3 separate regions of the Homo sapiens genome follow, and regions 1 and 2 are each linked to region 3. The links are chromatin loops, found by intact Hi-C in ENCODE. Cell type or tissue: natural killer cell. All regions are shown on one strand. Links, peaks and the distances in the headings refer to the core of each region. The heading gives the core; the rest is flanking DNA.

Region 1 (7,854 bases), core at 3,023-5,522, 50 kb before region 3:
AACTGTCCAAATTCAGTACTTCAAAATATAAAACAAAACATGTCCAACCCCACAGAAATATATCATAAAATAGACTGGGCACAGTGGCTCATGCCTGTAATCCCAGCACTTTGGGAGGCTGATGCGGGCGGATCACTTTTGGCCAGGAGTTCAAGACAAGCCTGGCCAACATGGTGAAACCCCATCTCTACTAAAAATACAAAAATTAGCTGGGCATGGTGGCACATGCCTGTAGTCCCAGCTACTTGGGAGGATGAGGCACAAGAATCACTTGAACCCTGGAGGTGGGGGTTGCAGTAAGCCGAGATCGCACCACTGCACTCCAGCCTGGGTGACAGAGCAAGACTCTTGTCTCACAGAAAGAGAAACATACAAAATAAAAATGTTTACTTTCAGGTTATCTTTCTTTGAAGTACAATTGCAAGATCTTACCAAACACCTGCTTCCTCTCTTTTTCTTTTGTTAAATTGACTCCCCAGGCTCCTCTTTTCTCCTTATTCCTTTATCTGTGCAGTATAAATTATGATATACTAATTACTTACCTGTTTAATTTTTTCATTAATGAACAACTCCTACCCCAATACACAATGAAAGGGACTCAAGCCTCTATTCCAATCTTGCAACTTCTAATAGTGAATATCAAATAAATCCAGGATGGGAGTGGTGACTTATACCTGCAATCCCAGTGCATTGGAAGGCTGAGGTAGGAAGACTGTTTGAGGCCTGGAACTTGAGACCAGTCTGGGCAACAGAGCAAGATCCCATCTCTACTAAAAATAAAAAAATTAGTTGAGTGTGGAGGTGCACGCCTGAAGTCCCAACAAGAGGCTGAGGTGGGAGGATCGGTTCCCACAACTTGTAAACTTGACCCCAGGAGTTCAAGTTTACAGTGCGCTATGATCATGTCACTGTACTCCAACCTGGATGAAACAGCGAGACAGACCTTGTCTCTAAAACATAAACAAAACAAACAAGCAAAACCCCATAATAACATGGTGGGCCCAAATAACTTCTATGTAAATAAAAAACAGTAATTTATACTACAGCTGATATTTAATGTGTTTTATGCAGGAAATACTTATTAAAATAATCAGCAGAGAATGTGATTGGCTGTAAGTAAAAACAAAAGATTTCTGTTGAAAGTTATTTCTTTCAATTGCTTTTAAGTATGAATAAAAACCTCAAAAGGTGACACTTAAGATGGCTTAACACAGGCTATCTGCTGGTGAATATAATTTGAAAACAACTCACATGATAAAAACTTACAATGTATAAATCACAAATGAGGAAACTGCTCATGAAACCTCCACCAATTCAAACCTCACTTCTGAAAATACAGATATCCTTCTATAACAATTCTTTACCATATGGTAAGTGGCGTAACAACAAAAGCAAAAAGCCAAGTGTCAAACTGCATCTTATTGATAAGACCTTTATTTAGCTGACTGCTCCACATATGCTACACATCAAAAGGAAAGAATGTAAATCAGGTTAGGACAAGTACCCTCCATTTGTTATTACTGAGCTATCAAACAACATCTGGTTAACAGGAATTATTATATACAGTAGTAAGAAGAGTTTCCAAGTTTGGGCAAGATAACTGAATCAAGAGAGAGATTTTTAATTAAAAGTTGGCATTTTTATTAAAACCTTCTATCCAAGGATTTAGAGCTGTACAAACTCTTGACTAAACCTCAGAAGTAAGGTACCCATAATTTTGGAAGTCACCAGTTTGTATTCTGTCAACAGAAAAATATATATAAAGAGTTAAAGTTGTGGTTTATTGAGCAAGTAGAGCTAAACTGATGAATCTCTATGTTTTTTATCTCGTGGAGTACAATAAAAGTCAGTAACGAACTTGGATTTTTTTCTTTTTTTGAGACAGAGTCTTGCTCTGTCGCCCAGGCTAGAGTGCAGTGGCACGATCTCGGCTCACTGCAACTTCTGCCTCCTGGGTTCAGGCGATTCTCCTGCCTCAGCCTCCCGAGTAGCTGGCATTACAGGTGCCCACCACCACGCCTAGCTAATTTATGTATTTTTATTAGAGATGGGGTTTCAGCGTGTTGGCCAGGCTGGTCTCAAACTCCTGACCTTGTGACCCACTGTGGCCAGCCATGAACTTGGATTTTTAAGTGGCCTTCCCCATTCTGGTCCCTATTGTCTTGCTCACTGCACTCATACTGAACCACTGGAAACTCCATATTGTAGCTCCACAATCTGAATTATCCTTTCCTGAATAATCCTAGGTGATACGTGTGAAGATCACATCAGGCACCTTCCTAAAATGATATAGCACAGATAGCTGCAAACCTGACTTTCAAAACTGGACAGAAGTAATAACTCTCTCATAGAAGGATTTTCCTGAGCGTTCATAATTTATTTCCAAATTTGCAAAATCAAACGAGTAGGCAGTTATAAAATGACACGGAACAACACTCCTCATACTCCACATAATCTTTCTTACAGAATAAAGAGCTGTGAGAATGTCTATGTGAATAAAATGTCACCAGAAAGCATGCTTCTCTATGGTTTGGGGTTGGAGGAAGGGACAGGAAGTGAAAGGCCACACACTTTTCTGTACCTATCAGATTTGAGAAATTACTGGGTTCATGCAGAGTTCTGCTGCAGTAGGGAGACCTGTTCTGCTGATTACCATGCATAAAGGTGATGAAGATGTAAAGACTGCTAAAAGATAACATTGGGCTGAAAAGAAAATTTTTTTAAACACTCATTCTCTCACCCTTCAGAAGTTAGGGCTGGGAAGGAGAAGGTAGGAAGATTATTTCTGTCAAACAGCCATACCTTCAATGTGTACATGCACAGGCACTATGTTTATCACTTTAACCAATTAAAACAAATGGGTATTATAATACCTGACACTTTGAAGGCTTACAATCAAACAAACGCAAAAGCCGTCTGGGATAGATGAGGCACTAATTAATAATGGGTTGGGTAAGTAAAGAATCTAAAAGAAGAGGTTTAACAGCATAGTCTTATTTTAGGAGGCTATACGGTTATATTTGAGGAAATCACACTTAATTTTCCCAAATGTGTTTTAGGTGCAACCTATCCAGTCACTTTCCTTTTGAGAGCTGAAGTACCTGAAGCTTTGGAGATGGTAAAGGAATTATTGAGGGTCATACTGGCTAAGAAGAGTGCTAAAAGTGGAGACCTTTATCACAAAGGTATCTTGTTTATTTGCTTATCTATCAAGCCCCAATATTTTCTTCCTGCATGGCAGTAACAACTGTCACCTTACCCATATTTTATCTTCTTCTAAAACTTGAGTAGAGATTTCTCCCTTTTCTACAAGAACAAGTGGTAAATGATCAAGGATTAAACCAAAATACCTGTTTGCACACCCATACAATCAAAACTGAAATGAAGAGCTGTGACCAGTAACACCAAGGGTCAAAATGTCACCTATTTCCAGAAATTGCAGGGCTCCATACAAACCCCAGACATTTTGCAAAATGCCTCTCTCAGATACTGAAAAAAAAGTCTGGTATATACTTTCAAAAGGAATTTTATCTGTATGTTAGATAAAATATACAATATATACTGCATGCTCCTTAGCATGAAAGTAATTACAATTTCATGTTTAATATTAACTCTTTCTCTGCCTTGCTTGTTTGTTATTGAGGAAAAGGCAGAAGATTCAACTCCATTAGTGAGACACCGAAAACATCTGTCTCACATGTGGCCCCTGGCTTCCTCCCCAAAGTAACACAATAGCTCCCTGGGCATAGAGAACGAACCTGTCACCCTGTTGAAGAGTTTTTGTTTTTCCATAAAATAACATGGACTGGGCCACATGCATAGGTAACTACTTTGTGGTACTTTGCTAAACTGCTGTTATTGATGTTGTTTTTCAGTAAATATGGTTTTATAATTGATAAGGAAACAAATGCCAAGAGGTCAGAGCTAAATTTAAAATTCAGACACTTTTTTTAAGAGACATGGTCTGGCTCTGTCACCCAGGCTGAGGTGCAGTGGTGCAATCACAGCTCACTGCAGCCTCAAACTCCTGGGCTCAAGCAATCCTTCTACCTCAGCCTCCCAAATAGCCGAGACTACAGGCAAGCACCACCACATCCGGCTAAAACATTCAGATACTTTAAAATGGATGGTGGGAAACTTTCTAAATTGGAGCTAGAGAGCTTCTCCTGAATGCCAGTTCTTTCCTAGTTGTTCCCTTTGTGGCAGGAAAGATCTCAACAACTCAGTCAAACCTAAGAAGCTATCGTGATTTCCAAGTTTGTTAAATTTTTTTTTTATGAGACTGACTTGTTGGTCTTCAACCTTTCTGTGAAGTTGCAGGAAATGTTGAGGCTCAAGTGACTTTCTTAAGGTCATGTAAGTCAGTAAAAGATGAACAAATAACCCCAGAAGTACTCCCACTAGTCTACACTTCTAACCGCTAGACCACACAAGTTCACATGTCTGATTCATTTTAAGAACTGAGTAGATCTTACAATTTTCAAAGACCCACTTGGATATACTCTTCAAATAATTTTTGAAATCTGTCATAACCAAATAAAACGTACAAATGAAAACCAACAGTTTTGCTGTTTCTAATTCACCCTTCCTTTGTGATAGTCAAGAGGAACCTTTCAAACTATTAACGATTTTAGAAAAAAGGTTAAGTACCTCTAACCAAGCAAATCCTGGTATATGCAGCTAAGTCAACTGATTTAGCACTTCTCTACTTAGCACACCAATGTGCACTAGAATTAAGACAGTGGTTCTCAATTCTGCCTGCACAAATTAGAATCACTTGGGGAACTTAAAAAATTCTTATGCCCATGCCCCACCCAAGACCAATGAATCAAAATCTTTGAATCAGCCATTAGTATTTTTTTAAAACCTCCCCATGTAATTCTAATGTATAGCCAGTATTGAAAACAACTGATGTGAAGCTGTGTTAAAGTTCTGAATTGAATAAATTTGTGTAGTTCTGTTTATTTGTTATACTTGTTAACTACACTTTTGGAAGAAATCGGATAGTAAAGAAAATGAGATTTTTATATAAATGTGTAACAAAGCAGAAGGGCCCAATGAGAGGTCTTACTTAAGGGGGTTTATACAAGGGAGGTATTATTTCTGACTGTGGGGTGTTAAGGAAGGCTTCTAAGGAGTTGGTAACATTTGAACTGGATCTTGAAGGCTAGAATAGGCAGATATGAAAAGAAAATAAGTTTCAAGCATAGGTCAAGTCCTATTGAAGATGATTGTGGGGGAAACAGTCAGTGGACATAATGTGAAGACATAAAAGGGAAATAAGGTGAATAGGTAAGTTGGGGCCACTTCTGAAGGGCCTTGAATTTCATGCAAAATTATCTGGTAGGAGCTGGGAAGTCACTAAGTTGCTGAACAAAGGCCTGCCTTGATCAGAGTTAAGCTTCAGTGAGATGATTTTTAAAGCTAGAGGGAAGGATGGACTAGTTGAATGAAGAGACACACGGCAAGGAGACCTGCTTGGGAGGGCTATAATTGCAGCAGTCTAGGCAAGTAATGAAGGCCTAATGTGGGTTAGTAGCAGTGGCAATGGAGAAAGCTAACTGTATACAGAACTAAAAGGACTTAGCAATTGATTAGATATGAGAGATAAAGAGAAGCACAATTCTGGGTAATTAGGAGGATACCAATGCCACCAAAAGGGGCCATTTGAAAGGCAAAATGACTTAATCTCAAATTTGAGAGTTTGAAATGCTTGGGAGATATCCAAATGAAGGTGCCCAGCAAAAAATAAAAAAAAATTTGGTCTACGATTTAGGAGAGATGTCAGAGCTGAAGATACCATTTTGGGGGGAGAAACACAAGAATTATTTGATGAGGATGACCAATTTTCTTTCTAGGTAACTCTACTTTTCTTCCTTATATTTGTCTTGATTTTTTGAACTATTATCTCATTAGTACTCTTCCAAACCTCTTGCATCCTTGCTTTAGCTTTTCTACCTAGCAAAACCTACACCCTGAGATAAATGTTGCAATCTGCTTTCTCCATACCTATAATAGATGGCTGGAAACTACTGGTGGTATGGAGATATGGGGAAGAAGGGAACCCTGAAGGTCGATACCACTACAAATCCATGATCTGTAGCCTCATCTGGATACTTAATGTCACTTGTCAATTTTCTCTCACCCTGAATTAGCTCCTTTTCTGGATCCTCTCAATGACTACTCCATTATCATTACAGTTGACCCCTGAGCAATGCAGGCATTAGGGACACTGACCCCCTCCCCCATGCAGTTGAAAATCTGTATATAACTTTTGACTCCCCAAAACTTAACTATAAATAGCCTACTGTTGACCAGAAGCCTTAGAGACAACATAAGCAGTCGATTAACACATATTTTATGTTATATGCTTATAATAAATATTACATAATGCATATGTAAGGATATGTATTAGATCCTTATAATAAAGTAAGCTAGAGGAAAAAAAATGTTAAGCAAATCATAAAGAAGAGAAAATATATTTACTATTCATTAAGTGGAAGTAGATCATCATAAAGGTCTTTATCCTTGTCTTCACATTGAGTAGGCTGAGGAGGAGGAGAAAGAGAAGTGGGGTTGGTCTTGCTATCTTAAGTGTGGCAGAGGTGGAAAAATATCCGCATAGAAGTGGACTTGCACAGTTCAAACCCATAAACCCATGTTGTTCAAGGGTCAATTGTGTTTTCACTCTTTATACAACCGTAACTTCTGTACTCTTAGAAGAGAACCTCATACCCTACTTCACTGAAAAATGAAGTTGTTAGGCATGATGTAAAAATCTCTCCCTTCTACCTATAAATGCATCTGCAGCCACGCTGTTCTTTTCTTCCTGTCTCAGAAGATGTAGTATTTCTCTCCTGTTCACACTATTCCATCTGCCTGTGCCATGATCACATTTCCTTGTGCCTCCTCTGAGACCTGCCCTGTTCCATCATGTGTATCTACCTTGCCCGCAGCTTCAAATTATTTTTCTTTATTGGCTCCTTCTCCATACCGTATGCTTAAGTCTGTTTCTATCCAAAACAAATGGTTACTGTTCAATCTCTTTCCTACCCTTATCATCAGGTTCCTCAAAAGAGAAGCCAACGTTTACTGACTCCACTTCCTTATCTTAACTTGAGATGCAGGGGTTCATAGACTCCTTCAAATTATAAAAAGGCTTTTATTTTTTCAAATGTGCATTTTTTTCCCCCTGGAGAAGGAGTATAGATTTTACTCCTACTTTCAATGTATAACCTTCTATCTCAATGTATAACCTTGGCTGCAAAGAATTAGCTAGTGGCACTTAATTTTATATGTTTGGGAACTTGATTGATTTTGGAGCATGTAAAAGTTGTGTAAGTCTTAGTATTTTAGAGCAACATTTTTTTCTGCACTGAAACCAGAATAATACTAGTTATAACCTGGCAATTTTTTTATTCTCATGAAACATTTTTGCAGTGCAGCAGATTTGTCACTCATTGCAATGAAAAACCTGTAAGTGATAAAAAACATTATAATGTGGGGCCTCAAAACTCACTGAAAAGAAAATTAGTATATAAATAAAATGGAAATAGTCCTGGAGATTCAATTACTGTAATGTCTTTTCACCACCACAAAAATTGCAGGTGTTCACCAAGCAGTTTTGAGCAGTTTCTGAAGTGCTTTTGCTGCACTCGGAATTTTCAATGTTAAGCCTTGTGTATTCTGATATGTTCCCATCTTTAAGGCAGATTATACTTGAGCTGTACTAAAATGACAAACAGCCAAATCCCAAACTCATTCAAAGCGAATGGTGGGACAACACAAACAGCCAATAGTGAGAAGCAGAAAATTCCAGGCTCTTTTTCACCATTCTGGCTTGTAAAATCTGCT
Region 2 (7,854 bases), core at 3,023-5,522, 270 kb before region 3:
GGAAGTCTGAGAGGTAAATAGAGCCAATTATGTAGGACCTAAAACTTTGACCTTTCCCGACTCAGATGGAAAATCATTGGAGGGTTTTGAGCATGGGAGTGATCAGTTAGATGACATTTAAGCTGTTAAAAAGATTTAATTGAACTGATTCAAAAAATACTTGTAAGAATTCATGGTATTTAGTTTGGAGGGAAATGAGGTTAAAAAATTAAGTTTCCTCTTATTACTGGAGTTTTCCACCATCTAAATGCTATTTATTATTTGAAGACTTTATTTTTACATTAATACTAAATGGAGCTATCTCTAAATTCCATGGAGTAGAACAAAACATAGAAAAGTCAATTTTTTCCTCAGTTAGTTAAGGAAAATAGGTGAGAATTAAACCCAAGCCTTCTAGTATTTAACCTGGGATTGAGTTTGTATTTTGGTTATTATAAAGATAAGCATATTGATTTTTGTAACTATGTTAAAAGCTTCTGTGGGCTAAGCACATCTATAAAATTAACGCCACTTTGTTACAAGTAATGGAAAGTTTTTCATTTAAAAGAGTGTAGGTCTACTCAAATCCAACTTTTGGTTTTTTTCCTGGTACCCAGTAACATTTACCCATTTTGATTAGTTTGCCCAACAGATAACCTCTAGGGATGCCTCAGATGGGCAATACCCCAACCACTCTTGGCTTAAAAACGCCCACTCAAAATTCTGTTCTGACATAGAATGAGGGTGCTAGGTTTAAATCACTGTGCTCAGATCAGTATGTAGTTTTGACAGAGATGGAGAGGAAGTGATAAAACCTTTACCATTAACTTAAAAATATTATATTTTTTAATTATGTGAAATTACCATGACATTACTAAATGATGGAATTTATCATAAAGCTTTGTGATTAGTTTGTACTTTCCAGTTTCCTGAGCTAACTTGTTAATAGTTTTTTTTTTTTTTTTTTGCCCCTGAAGCACAATCGTTTATGGCTTTCGTTTTGAGCAATTTACCTAAATATTAAAATATTTTTCATTTTTCTTTAAGGCATTTCTCAATTTTAAGCATTTTTAATTTGAAAAAATATCTTCTGTAATTGTATCTTGTCTTAATATTAATTGTCAGGAAAATACGTACATAGACTGCTTTACCTAGCTTGCTATCTAGTCATTAGGGATTGCGAGATTCTGTTTAAAAACTTTTTTCTGAAGTGTTCAGAGATTCTTTCGTGTCCAACTTCAGTACACAGTTAAATTTAAAGGGATGAAGTATCTAGAGGTTTTTAGGATATTGCTATATCTAGAATTGAAGAACATCATTTGGATCCCCCAAGATGAGCTCATAGTAAGATCTCAGTTAAGAATTAGGGGAGTTTGGACTCTTAAGTACCATAATATATATGCTCACTTGGTGTTATTAAAAATTAGTTTATGTACACTTAGTGCCCAGATTTTGGTTTTTAATACCATTCTCCAGTGAAGGGGACCAGGGCTTCTCACAGAAATGGCTGATTCTGTGCAGCACACCAGCATGGCACATGTATACATATGTAGCTAACCTGCACATTGTGCACATGTACCCTAAAACTTAAAGTATAATAATAATAAAATTAAAAAAAAAAAGAAATGGCTGATTCTAGGACGGGGACAGGAAATATAGAAGATAAGCCTGGAGCACCTTATAATGCCAATAAGTAAGGAAGTACTCAAAATGCACACACACACACACACACACACACACACACACACAGCCAAAAAAAAAAAAAAACCTACATTAATTGGAGTGTGTTGAAGGGACAGAGGAGCCAACTGAAAGAGTTCCCAATGACCAAAGGTAGAACAATTTGAGAAAAAAAAAATTTTGAAGTATTACATACTTGAAATACACAAGCCAAAGTATAATAACCCAAAGTAGATTATAACCCAAAGTATAAAATAAATATCCATGAGCCTATATTGATTTAAATGATGATTAAATTAATAAATGTGAGTTAAGAGACAAATATGCAGAAGAATTCTAAATAATTTTTGTAGATACTCCACCCTCAAGGAGGGGAAGTATAAATCTCCACTCCATAAGCATGGGCTGCACTTAGCAACTTCCCTCCAAAGGAAAAGTATGGGGGACAAAAAGAGTAACTTTACAGTGGAGAAACCTGACAAAGATTACCTAAGCCAGGTGATTAAGATTACCATCAACAGTCATAAATTACACTGATAGTACATACCCTTGATATCATGTGACATGATGAAAATGGCACTTTACCTCTCTGGTATTCCTCTTGATAACCCATAACCCTAGTCTTACCATGAGAAAACTATCAGACAGATTCCCCTTGTGGAGATCTTACAAAATACCTGAATAGTAATGACTCAAGGCTGACAAGATCATCAAAAACAAGCAAAGTCTAAGAAGCTGTCACAGCCAAAAGGAACCTAAGGAGACATTACAACTAAATGTAATGTGTCTTGGATAGAATTCTAGAAACAGGAAAAAAAAAAAACAGGTTAAAAAACAAAGGCAAAGGAAATCTGAATAAACTAAGGACTTTAGTAGTAATGTATCAATATTGGTTCATTAATTGTAACAAAGGTACCACACTAATATATTAATAATAGGGGAAACTGTGGGAGGGTATGTGGGAACTCTCTATCTTCTCAATTTTTCTGTAAATTTAAAACTTTTCTAAAAAGTATCTAATTTTTTTTAAAACTAGTTTGTGAGTCCATAGTTTTTAGGAGCCATTGGAATTATATCAAATTTTAAGTATTGGTCACAAAATTGATTTGTTTCCAATTAAATTATGATTTATGAGGAATATTTTCTACCTTTTAGACCTTGTGTGAATGCTGACTTGTTTTAAGAGAGGGAGAGTGTCTTGCTCTGTTGCCCAGGACAGAGTTCAGTGGTGCAATCACAGCGTACTACAGCTTTGAACTCCTGGGATCAAGCAGTTCTACCTAAGCCTCCCTAGTAGCTAGCAATACAGGCACACCCCACCATGCCCTGCTAATTTTTAAATTTTTTGTACAGATGGGGTCTTGCTATGTTGCTCAGGCTGATCTTGAGCTTCTGGCCTCAAATAATCCTGACTCAGCCCTGCAAAGCACTGGGCTGATTTTTTTTTTTTTTTGAGATGGAGTCTCACTCTGTCTCTTAGGCTAGAGTGCAATGGTGCAATCTCGGCTCACTGCAACCTCAGCCTTCTGGTTCAAGCAATTCTCCTGCCTCAGCCTCCTGAGTAGCTGGGATTACAGGTGACTGCTACCACACCTGGCTAATTTTTAAATTTTCAATAGAGATGGGGTTTCACCACGTTGGCCAAACTGGTCTCGAACACCTGACCTCAGGTGATCTGCTCACCTCGGCCTCCCAAAGTGCTGAGATTATGGGTGTGAGCCACCACACCCGGCCTTGGGCTGGTATTTTTAAACTGTGCCTTTAGCTAGTCCTGTGTATATGTATATTTCTCTTCTGAAATGGAATTAAATCAGTCTTAATACTGAAAAATACTAGCCAAATATTTGATTTCTTTTATCCCTTATATATTTTTCAGATTTCATTATTGGTTTTTAAAAGACATTTATGTGTACTTTTACTTTTTCTAATTACTAAGAAGAATATTCAAACCTTTGTCCATGACTTTAAATTACAGGAAACTGTTTCAAAAACTTATCAGTAGTACATGATATGAGTATGATTTGTTTTTAGAAGTTTCAAATGAGTCACCTTGAAGTCATGGAGAGGCTACCGCTTACCACATTTACCATTCTGATTAATTTTTCTTTTGGCAAAGTACAAATCAGTAATAACCTACTAAAGCCTAGTGGTTGCTATTGATATTTCAGTAAGGTGATGTTGATTAATCAGAGTGATTACTTACCAAGTGTTACAGATTTACTCAAATTATTGGGTTTTCTTCTACTATAGTAATTTCATATGCAGTAATAATTTGCTTAAGACATTTTGCTTCATATGTGCGTTGAAAATATCAATGTAGAACTTAAAATTTGTATCCATGCTGCAAGTTAATGTGGTTGCCTCTGTGACCGTTGAACATAGTTTCATAATAAAGCCTGGAAAAAAAAAAGCATTATTTAACCTTTTAAACAATCAAGAGATTGCTTTTTAAATTGTCTCTAAAAAGGTTTGATTTTTTACGAAAGAGAGAGCACTTGAATATATCTTTATGTACCACCGTGTCTCTTTTTGTTAGATTTTTCATCTGTGGGTATAATATAAAATATTCTTAAAATGAAAGCTTTACGCTTGTGTTTGAGACTAAGCAACTTGCATTGTGTCATGACCCTTCTAATACCACAAACCTTCTGTAATACTACTCCCGGAGAAAAACCCACATCCTATGCATAACCTTAGATTTATTTTGAAATCTCTATGAAAAAGAACAGAGAGAGATTACTAATTGTTTCTGTTACTTCCTTTAGAGGTATGATACCTATTTGTAACCCATGTTGTAAATGTTAATAGCCAGGAGTAAAATGTTAAAATATATTAAGTAGTGGTTTCCTATCCTAAAGTTAATATGTGAAAATTTAATAACTAATTATAAGTTTCAGTTTGTTATATTAGATATCTGGAAAGAATGTAAAAAAAAAAAAAAAGAGAGAGAGAGAGAAGGCATTGGTACTTCCAGTAGCTTATACTTCTAATACCATTGGCCAGTACAATACTAGAAAATAATTGCAAATTTAAATAAGCCATCTTTTTAAAAATTTTATTCCTATTCTGATTTTTTCCTTCTATTTTAGATTTCTTTGTATTCTTTATGTAACTGATGAAGGTGGATGAAAAATCTAATTTTTTTTTTTTTTTTTTTTTTTTTTTGAGACAGAGCCTCACTCTGTCGCCCAGGCTGGAGCACAGTAGCGTGATCTCGGCTTACCGCAACCTCCGCCTCCCAGGTTCAAGCGATTCTCCTGCCTCAGCCTCTCAAGTAGCTGGGATTACAGGCACGTGCCACCATGCCCAGCTAATTTTTTGTATTTTTAGTAGAGATGGAGTTTCACCATGTTGGCCAGGCTGGTCTCAAAACTTCTGACCTCAAGTGATCCACCCACCTCAGCCTCCCAGAGTGCTGGGATTACAGGCATGAGCCACCGCGCCTGACCCCAAGGTTATTTTTAATATTTAGAAAAAATAGTAACTACCCATCAGTAGGAGAATGGTTACACTATAGTATATTTATACTCTGGAATATTCTGCGTCTTTCAGAAAGAATAAAGATCTACAAGACATACTAGGTGAAAAAAGCAAATTATAAGCAGAATATATATTCCCATTTGTATGTATTAAAAAGCATTTGTGAGTATATGTATTGTATTTATATATATTAAGTACATGTGCATGTTAATATGTATATATGTTACATGCATATGTACTTAAATGCATTGAAATTGGCTGCAGTGATCCTGTCAAAACTGTTGAAATATTCCTTCAGGAGATAGTAAAGGGCTTGGTGCAAAAGAGTAGAGGATATGAGTTCACTTTTTATTCTTTATGAATTTATATGATTATCATTATAATATTTTATGTATATTTAAATGACATTTAAAGTAACTGTTGCTAGAAAGGAAATAAGAACTAGAACTTCCAGATAATTATAGGGAAAAAGTAACAAAGGAAACTTGGGCTACCAAGCAAAAGGGCCACCTTTTTTTCTGGCCTTAAAGTCCCTGAGTGTTGTCTGGCTCCTGCCCATTTCTCTGACCCATTTTAAATGGCATTCTCCTTCACCAGTTAGTTCTAGCAACTACTCACCTCCTTTTTTTTTCTTGAATCAAGCTCTTTCATTCCTACATTAAGGCTTTTGCTTGTGCTCTTTTTTATGATTGCAATTCTGTGCTCCCTAATCTTCCCATGACTGATACCTTCTCATCATTTAAATCTCAGCCTAGATATAAGTCACTGCCTGACCACCTTTGTAAAGTAGGCCCCTCACATTGTTACTGTGTCTCATTATCATGTCTTATATTCTTTATGGCTCTTGTCAGTGCCTGAAATTATTTTTACTTTAAAAATTAACTCTCACACCCCATGATGTTTCAGTCAACGATGGACCACATATATCATCTGGGTCCCATAAGATTATGAGACAGTATGTGTTCTGTACCTTTTCTATGTTTAAATATTTAGACACACAAATACTTAACCACTGTGTTACAGTTGCCTACAGTATTCCATACGGTAACATGCTGTACATATTTGTAGCCCAGGAACAGTAGGCTATACTGTATAGTCTAAATGTATAGTGGGCACTACCATTTAAGTTTGTGTAAATACACCCTACGGTGTTCACACAACGATGAAATCCCCTAACAACACATTTCTCAGAATGTATCCCCATTGTTAAGCGAGTCGTGACTACATTAGAACCTTGTTTGTCTTATTTACTGCTGTATGCCTGGTGCCTGGCATATCACAGGTGCTCAACAAATAGTTGCTGAATGAATTTTAGGAGGGAGAAAATAGTCATGTATTGACCTTCTATGCCATAAGAGCAGGTAGCAGGTTTTAAGTACTTTCTGTGTAAAGATTCCTTTACATACTTTATTTAAATAAATGTTGCACCAAAGATGGCTTGAAACTCCCAGAATTACCTACCCCAACTATCTAACAAAATAGTAAATAGTTTTTTTTTTTTTAAGCAAAAACTTGCCCAATAAACCTGAGAGGAAAAGGAACATAACCTAATGCAATAAACTTTAAAAAGTGACAGCTAACAAAAGAAGCAGACAGTGGTAGAGCAGAGAGGCCTGCCAGGGCTTGGCTTCTAACCTTGACTATCTATCCCATTTCCAGGCTGTGTAAGTCAGCAAAATCCCAGGAGAATTCATTTATATCTCACATGTGGAGAGAAGGAAAATGAGTATGTAATCTTCTGACTGAGGAGTGGTAGAAACTTCTGCAAAGGATAACCAAGTGAAAGAGATCAGAAAAGTGACACCTCACTCTTAAGTGAAGGCCCTAGGGCAACACACTGAATATGGGAAATGATCTGAATCCTAAAACTCAGGTTTTGTGATATATTCCCCCAACTAGGTAGTACAAGATATTTAACAAAATCTCAGAAGAGTAAGAAGAGCCCTTGTTTAGCTAGGTTTTTTCTTTCACTGTGCATTTTCCTGAGACTATAGAAAAGTGAGAACAAGCTTGAGCTTGGAAGGCAAAGGAAATAGATCTCAAATATGGTGGAGAGATAGTTAGTGTCATCCATATCATTAGCGTACTTGGAATATGTGGACAATCACCTAGCCATGAACATGGTGAAAAGAAATAGCACAACAATTTAGTTTATATTATTTATTAATTATTATTGATTATTATTTAGCAGAAAGAAATACCATTCACAAAACCAAAAATCCCAACCAAGAAGAAAGGTAATTCAAGGATAAGAAGAATTACAGTTGCTTCACACTGTAAAACAACTTAACATTAATTCAATAAAATTAACAGATTGAAAGATAAGATAGCCCTTTGAACAAGTGGCTGGTAGTCCACCCACAGAGTGCTGTGTCCAGGCCTTGTATAGACATATCTTGCAGCTGCACCTGGTTCTGCCCCCAGACATCAAAGCCCTGGGCAACCAGTGCATGAAGGACTAATTTAGGAGACATAAGACTGTTGGTTCTGACAAGGCTCAGTGTATTTGCAGGAATGGAAGGTGTATGCAGCAATGTTATGGCAAGCAAGATAAAACACAAAATTCAACTGAAAAAGCATGTTTTGGCACCTCCCTCTCAGAAGAAAAACCTAATGACTTTGGTGATGAACGAATTGGATACTTACAAGAGGTGATACAAGAAACTACTAAATACAATAAGCAACTTAGTAATACTGAGCCTACAAAACCAAAAT
Region 3 (7,854 bases), core at 2,581-5,080:
TGATTCTCCTGCCTCAGCCTCTCAAGTAGTTGGGATTACAGGCATGTGCCACCATGCCCAACTAGTTTTGTATTTTTAGTAGAGATGGGGTTTCTCCATGTTGGTCAGGCTGGTCTTGAACTCCTGACTTCAGGTGATCCTCCTGCCTTGGCCTCCCAAAGTGCTGGGATTATAGGCATGAGCCACTGTGCCTGGCCAATGTTTAACTTTTCATATGTTTAAGTCTGGTTTCTTAACTAGACTATAAGCTCCTTAAAGGCAGAGACTGTTTATAATTGTTGGATTTCCTTTACATGGTCAGTAAGACTTTTTGCCTTAATTTCTGAGAAAGCAGTTACATTGGAGTAGTAACAACCCCTCGCTCCCCACTGCCCCCACCTCAGCCTTCCACAGTGCTGGGATTACCAGGTGTGAGCCACCGCGCCTGCCAGACCTTAAAATTTAGTAGAAGAAAAATGCATGTTCTAAGAGCTTTACAGATATTGATCCTCATAACAACGATGTAGCTACTAATATTATCCCCATGTTATAGATAAGGAAACTGAGTACAGAGAGAATAAGCAATTTGCCCAAAATCACACAGCTAGTAGGTGGTGAAGCCAGGAATCAAACCCAGACAGTAAAGCTCATAATAACTACACTGTTATTCAAGACAATATGTGTTAAATGCCATGAGAGATGTATAAGCTGCTACAGGAAATCAGAGAAAAACTTGCTTCTGAGCCAATCAAAAGGAGTTTCAGAGAGGTGTCATTTCAGCTGGGCTTATAAAGATGGATACAGTCTGTATATAAAGGCATTTGAGGCTAATCCCTTGAATCTCCACTCTGGGGTATTTACTCTACAAACCTCTCCCTTTTTTCTCTTTTTTAAAGCATGTAATCGTGTTTAAATCTACCCAATCTCTTAAAAAAAACAAACAAACAATCCTTTGATCATACAGCCCCTACTCATTTCATCGTAAGCCTTTATTAAAGAAGTCTGCCCTCATCATTTTCAACTTCCATATTTCCTACTCAGTTATCAGCTTTCTGCCTTCTGGAATCTGTACTCATTTCTCTCCTGAAATGGCTCTCACTGAGATCACCAATTACTATAAGACTGCTCATAGATATTTTTCAGGTTTTTTTAAGGTAGAGGGAAAATAATCAATATGAAAGGATATCTCAAAGGAGGCAGAATACAAATAAATCATAAAGCAAGGCCCAGGAGAGAAAGTGGAATCAGTAAGATAAAGGAGGGTACTTTATCAGCAATGAGGCAGAGAAATGAGAGCCCATATGAAGAAAATAATGTTGAAGGAGTTTCTGCTGGATGCCTCCAATTGGTTCAGTAAAGTGGGTTAAACTATCTACTATGGTTGGTGGTCGATTCAAAGTTTGAGAGTAGAAAAGGTCTATTCTATAGTCAGTAAGAAAGAAAAAAAAGGTGGGAAAAACATAGTAGAGAGAACAGGGCCAAAGGGATACAATGAATGTAGGCTTGGATATCAGACAGACCTGGGTTTAAATCCCAAATCTATATGTAACTAAGTGTCCTTGGGTGAGTCACCATACCACTCTGAGCCTCAGTTCCACCATCCATAAAGTGAGTAACATAATATTTCCCCAGGGATGCTAAGAGGACTGAATTAAATGAGATAGCTTATCTAAAGCGCTAATGGTCTTATTTGAGAACTTTCCCCAAAATGTTCAGCAAGCTAAATAGAAAAAAAGTATGACTGGAGGTTGGGAAGGTGGACATGCCAGAAGGTTAAGGGAGAAAGAATCTACAATTGTTTAAGAGGACACTGTAATCGCTGACTGTAGAGCTCAAGAAAACAAAAGTAAGAGGGTCTGCCAACTCAGAAGAATAGAGCTAGGCTAGAGATAGGAGGTCAAAATGAGGTCACAAAGCAGACTCAGGAGTGATAGCTGCAGATTGAGATAGAGGTTGTGGTCAGAGACGGGAAGCTCTTATTTCAAGATCTTGAAGGCAGAATAGTTCCAAACAAGAATGAGGTCCAAGTGTAGCTCAATCAAATGGTAATCAAAATATATAAACATTACTGTAAATTATGAATGCAATTTAAGACAGCTTTATGCAACATCTCCTGCTATACAACTTGTTATTTTTTGAGAATTAAAAGAAAATTGTATCTTTAAAGAAGGCAAGGGAAAAAGCATAAGGTAGGCATCACCTACCATATGCTAGGTGGATTTTTTAAATTGTGGTAAAATTTACCGTTTAATACATTTTTAGGTATATAGTTCAGTAGCATGAAGTATATTTACACTGTTGTGCAACTATCGCCACCATGCATCTCCAGCACTTTTTCATCTTCCCAAATTGTCTGCTAGATGGTTTTACACATTATTTCATTTAATCCTCACACAATTTACAACTCTATTTTTATTTTTATTTTTTTTGAGACAGAGTCTCACTGTTGCCTAGGCTGGAGTGCAGTGGCACAATCTCGGCTCACTGCAACCTCCGCCTCCCAGGTTGAAGCGATTGTCCTGCCTCAGCCTCCTGAGTAGCTGGGATTACAGGCACCCGCCACTACGCCCAGCTCATTTTTTGTATTTTTAGTAGAGATGGGGTTTCACCATGTTGGCCAGGCTGGTCTCGAATTCCTGACCTCATGATTCACCCGCCTCGGCCTCCCAAAATGCTGGGATTACAGTTGTGAGCCACCGCACCGAGCCTTCAACTCTATTTTTATAGATGAGGAAACCGAAGTTTTGAGAGGTTAAATGACTTCCTAAGATCACATAGCTAACAAGTAGTAAATCTAGGATTCGAATTAGGCCAAGCCCTTTCTATATCCTGTTGCCTCTATTTAGTGTTAGAAAAAGACCCAAAAAAGTTGCAAGGATACCACCTTTGCTTAATCCCTTTCACAGGAACTCAATATACTTTACAAACTATTTTCTTCTCCTTTGTGTAATTTTTCTAAGAACTAAACTCAACATTGTTTCTAGATCTTAACTATCTTAAAGGAACCTTAAATACCTTCCCTCATCCCCAATCTATAAAGAATGGTACCTGACACTGAAATAAACTAGATTCAAGATTCGATATAAAATTCCAGTTTGTTTTTGCTAGGTGCTGTTTTAGAAAGAATGAAGCACCAAGTTACATTGCTCTTTCTTTTCTGTCCTTTCTTAGATGAAATCCAAATTTCTTTCGTTTGAAGAGAAAGTGCCATTTCTCTTCCAGCTAAGTATTTTCTATTATCTTCCCACAATTTTTGTTGTCCTGAAGATAGTTGTGAAAGCTCAGTTTACAAAACAAAAATATGTAACCATCCTAGTTAAAGAATGCTTGTAAGCTGTTTCTTTATAAACATTTTCATCTTACTTTCACTAAGGTATAAATTAGATGATTGGTTTTCATTTTAGCAAAGTAAATCTAAAACTAGAAATAACTTATGCCAAAGAACTTAGTGGATATATGTACATATTTATATATATGTGCATATATATCACTTGGAATATGTATGTTATATGTAAACCAACAGAAGCAGCAGGTATGGTGAGAACTTTTCAAATCTATTTTGAGACATGTCAAACCCTGTTTCAGAAAGCTTTTATTCTGCATACCAAGCAACAGAGGTGGCTGTTCAGGAAGAGGTTATAGTTGTTCTGCAGAGGTTTTTGGCTTCCGCACCTCTGAGATTCTACTGTTTACTGCCAAGAAGCAACGTGTGAAATCCCCTACTCTGGACCAGATGATGGCGCTTTTAGCTCTGTCAGCATTAACCATTCACCCCAATTTCATCTTTAAAATCATAATTTGATTTTCCACATTTGTCCTTCTTAGATTTAAGATTTTAGATTACAATGCAGGAGACTTCCCACCTTCAAAGGCTTGTCAGAGCCTACATTTAGCCAAACAGGATTTATAACTGCAACTATATAATTACCTATGTGAGCACACTGTCTCAGAGCATCAAAACTCTATGTGGTCTGTTTCTGGCCACCAAGTGGGTGAAAAATTTCTAACTCACAAGATGAGAAGCATCACAGTGCGTCACGACCCAGACCATTCTAGGTCAATGTTTTGTCTCTAACAGGGTATCAGGAGACATTTTGTGAGAACCACTGTTAGTCTCCATGACATTACGGATCTACTCCAGATATTTTACATACCTTAAAGATGAGGAGCTAGAAAACCTCCAAGGCCCTTTCTGACTCCAAAACCTTATAAAAGTATGGAGGTAGAATTTATGAATTTGTCTAAATCTTAAATTTATTTAAACATCTATACCAATGAGGTAGTGAGCTTACTGTGATATAAAGATATTACTCTTATAAATTCTAAGGGATATTGTTTGGTTTTGGTATTATAAAATCTGGTAAATAAATTTACACAAGCATACCTTGTTTAACTGTGCTTTCCTTTACTGCGCTTTGCAAATACTGCATTTTTTACAAATTGAATGTTTGTGGTAACTGTGTCTGCCAGTCTGTCAGCACCATTTTTCCAACAAAATGTGTTCTCTGTGTCACAGTTTGGTAATTATCATATTTCAAACTTCATTATTATCTGTTATAGTAATATGTGGTAATTTTTGATGTTACTGTTGTAATTGCTTTGGGGTACCATGAACCAAGCCCACATAAAATGTCAAACTTAATTGATAAATGTGTGTGTTCTGACTGATCCACCAACCAGCTGTTCACCCATCTCGCTTCCTCTTCTCAGGCCTCCCTATTCCTTGAGACACAACAATATTGAAATTAGGCCAATTAGTAACTTTACAATGGAAGACTCACTGACATTGAATACTGCTTTTCCTTTAAATTTTTTTTTTTTTTGAGACTGCAACAAGACAAGACCTCTGTCTCTCTGAAAAGCTAATTTCTATTTATTTATTTATGATTTTGAGACAGAGTCTCGCTCTTCACCCAGGCTGGAGTGCAGTGGCACTATCTCGGTTCACTGCAACCTCTGCCTCTCGGGTTCAAGAGATTCTCGCACCTCAGCCTCCCGAGTAGCTGGGATTACAGGCGTGAGCCACCATGCCCGGTTAATTTTTGTATTTTTAGTAGAGACGGGGTTTTGCCATGTTGGCCAGGCTGGTCTCAAACTCCTGACCTCAGGTGATCCACCTGCCTTGGCCTCCCAAAGTGCTGGGATTACAGGTGTGAGCCACCACACCCAGCCTTTTTTTTTTTTAATTTATTGAGATGGAGTCTCACTCTGTTGCCCAGGCTGTAGTGCAGTGGCACCATCTCAGCTCACTGCAACCTCTGCCTCCTGGGTTCAAGTGATTCTCCTGCCTTAGCCTCCCAAGTAGCTGGGATTACAGGTGCATGCCACCACCTATTTTTGTATTTTTAGTAGAGATGGGGTTTCACCCTGTTGGCCAGGCTGGTCTTGAACTCCTGACCTCAAGTGATCCACCGGCCTTGGCCTCCCAAAGTGCTGGATTACTGGTGTTAGCCTCTGTGTCCAGCTGTAATCTAAGAGTCTATCAGTTGTGAGATCCATTTCAATTGCACAGATGTTAAAAATGTAAAAATGTATGCAACTTAGAATAAATAAAATGCACTACTAAATGCAAAAAAAAAAAAACCCAAAAACCAAAAAACAACAGCAACAGCAACAACAACAAAAAAACCCTTACAATGGCCTCTGAGTGTTCAAGTAAAAGGAAGAGTCACACTTTCTTTCACTTTAAATCAAAAGCTAGAAATGATTAAGCTTAGTGAGGAAGGCATGTCAAAAGCTGAGACTGGCCAAAAGCTAGGCCTATTTTGCCAGTACGCAAGTTGTGAATGCAAAAGAAAAGTTCTTAAAGGAAATTTAAAATGCTAGTCCAGTGAACACAAAAAAGCAAAACAGCCTTATTGCTGGTATAGAGAAAGTTTTAGTGGTCTGGATAGGTTAAACCAGCTACAACATTCCCTTAAGCCTAATCCAGAGCAAGGTTCTAACTCTCCTCAATTCTGTGAAGACTGAGAGAGGTGAGGAAGCTGCAGAAGAATAGGTAGAAGATAGCAAAGTTTGGTTCATGAGATTCAAGGAAAGAAGCCATCTCCACAACATAAAAGTGCAAGGTGAAGCCACAAGTGCTGATGTAGAAGGTACAGCAAGTTATCCAACAGATCTAGCTAGGAGCACTGATTAAGATAGCTACACTAAACAAATTTTCAATGTAGACAAATCAGCCTTATATTGGAGGAAGATGCCATCTAGGGATTTCATAGCTATAGAGGAGAAGTAAATATGTGGCATCAAAGCTTCAAAGGACAGGATGACTCTCTTGTTAGGGGCTAACGTAGCTGGTAACTTTAAGTTGAAGCCAATGCTTATTTATTATTCTGAAAATCCTAGGGCCCCTAAGAATTATGCTAAATCTACTCTGCTTGTGTTCCATAAATGGAACAGCAAAGCCTAAACGACTGCACATCTGTTTACAGCATGGCTTACTGAATATTTTAAGCCAACTGTTGAAACCTACTGCTCAAAAAAAAAAAAAAGATTCCTTTCCAAATATTACTGATTATTAACAATGTACCTAGCCACCCAAGAACTCTGATGCAAATGTACAAGATTAGTGTTGTTTTCATGCCTGCTAACACAATATCCATTCTGCAGCCCATGGGTCAAGGAGTAATTTCAACTTTCAAGTCTTAAGACATACATTTCCTAAAGGTATAGTTGCCATAGAGTGATTCCTCTGATGGATTTGGGCAAAGTAAATAGAAATCCTTCACGAAAGGATTCACCATTCTAGATGTCATTAAGAACATTTGGGAGTGGGCACAGTGGCTCATGCCTGTAATCCCAACACTTTGGGAAGCCAAGGTGCGTGGATTACTTGGGGCCAGGAGTTCGAGACCAGCCTGGCCAACATGGCAAAACCCCCATCTCTACTAAAAATACAAAAATAAGCCGGGTGTGGTGGCGCATGCCTGTGGTCCCAGCTACTTGGGAGGCTGAGGCATGAGAATCGCTTGAGCCTGGGAGGTAGAGGTTGCAGTGAGCTGAGATTTCGCCACTGAACTGAGGAGGCAGAGGTTGTAGTGAGCCAAGATCGCGCCACTGCACTCCAGCCTGGGTGACAGAGTGAGACTCTGTCTGAAAAAAAGAAAAAAGGAAAAAAAAAAAAAGAACATTTGGGATTCATGGGAGGAGGCCAAAATATCAACATTAACAAGTGCTTGGAAGAAGTTGATTGTAACCCTAATGGATGACTTTGAGGGGTTCAAGACTTCCGTAGAGGTAGTCACTATGGATATGGTGGAAATAGCAAGATAAGAATTAGAAGTGGAGCTTGAAGATGTGACTGAATTGCATCAATCTCATAATCCAACTTGAACGGATATACAGCTGCTTCTTATGGATAGGCAAAGAAACTGGTTTCTTGAGATGGAATCTACTCCTGATGAAGGTGCTGTCAACATCGTTGAAATGGTAACACAAGATTTAGAATATTCCATAAACTTAGCTGATAAGCAGCAATGAAGTTTGAGAGGACTGACTTCAATTTTTTTTTTTTTTTGAGACACGGTCTTGCTCTGTTGCCAAGGCTGGAGTGCAGTGGTGTGATCTAACTCACTGCAACCATGAACTCCTATGCTCAAGTGATCTTCTAGTCTCAGCATCCCAAGTAGCTACAAGGACTACAGTTGTGTGCCACCACACCCAGCTAATTTTTTATTTTTTAAATACTTTGTAGAGATGGGTCCCTCTATGTTGCCCAGGCTGGTCTCAAATGTCTTGTTTAAGTGATCCTCCTGCCTTGCCCCGCAACAATGCTGGGATTACAGGCATAAGTCACTGCTCCTGGCCGGACTCCAATTTTGAAAGATGTTCTGCTGTGGGTAAAATGCTATCAAACAGCATCTAATGCTACAGAGA

The links. Hi-C counts contacts between places; a loop is a spot of excess contacts. Peaks named below come from ENCODE experiments on the same cell type or tissue, not always from the same donor. Only the 100,000 strongest peaks of a DNase experiment are listed, where the experiment ranks them.
Region 1: a loop joins it to region 3, with 4 times the contacts of the local background. A loop is called at or near these places in 4 of 110 quality-filtered maps.
Region 2: a loop joins it to region 3, with 7 times the contacts of the local background. A loop is called at or near these places in 21 of 110 quality-filtered maps.

What each region holds. Positions count from the first base shown.
Region 1 is chr1:92,362,403-92,370,256 of GRCh38, reverse strand. The region is part of intron 11 of RPAP2 (RNA polymerase II associated protein 2); the gene reads right to left. It also overlaps a transcript of GLMN not described here. Among named protein-coding and RNA genes, the nearest start is that of RPAP2, 67 kb to the right of the region's middle. RefSeq lists an enhancer at 4,499-4,548. In natural killer cell, for the core only: no CTCF peak of the experiment used is centred there; a DNase peak (open chromatin) is centred at 4,376; H3K27ac peaks cover 1,174 bases.
Region 2 is chr1:92,580,481-92,588,334 of GRCh38, reverse strand. The region is part of intron 18 of EVI5 (ecotropic viral integration site 5); the gene reads left to right. It also overlaps the pseudogene LOC107985727. Among named protein-coding and RNA genes, the nearest start is that of GFI1, 97 kb to the right of the region's middle. RefSeq lists a silencer at 3,717-3,866. In natural killer cell, for the core only: no CTCF peak of the experiment used is centred there; DNase peaks (open chromatin) are centred at 3,744 and 4,314; H3K4me3 peaks cover 427 bases; H3K27ac peaks cover 1,344 bases.
Region 3 is chr1:92,312,060-92,319,913 of GRCh38, reverse strand. All of the region lies in intron 6 of RPAP2 (RNA polymerase II associated protein 2), which reads right to left. It also overlaps a transcript of GLMN not described here. Among named protein-coding and RNA genes, the nearest start is that of RPAP2, 17 kb to the right of the region's middle. RefSeq lists a silencer at 1,728-2,022. In natural killer cell, for the core only: no CTCF peak of the experiment used is centred there; DNase peaks (open chromatin) are centred at 3,663 and 4,003; H3K27ac peaks cover 2,500 bases.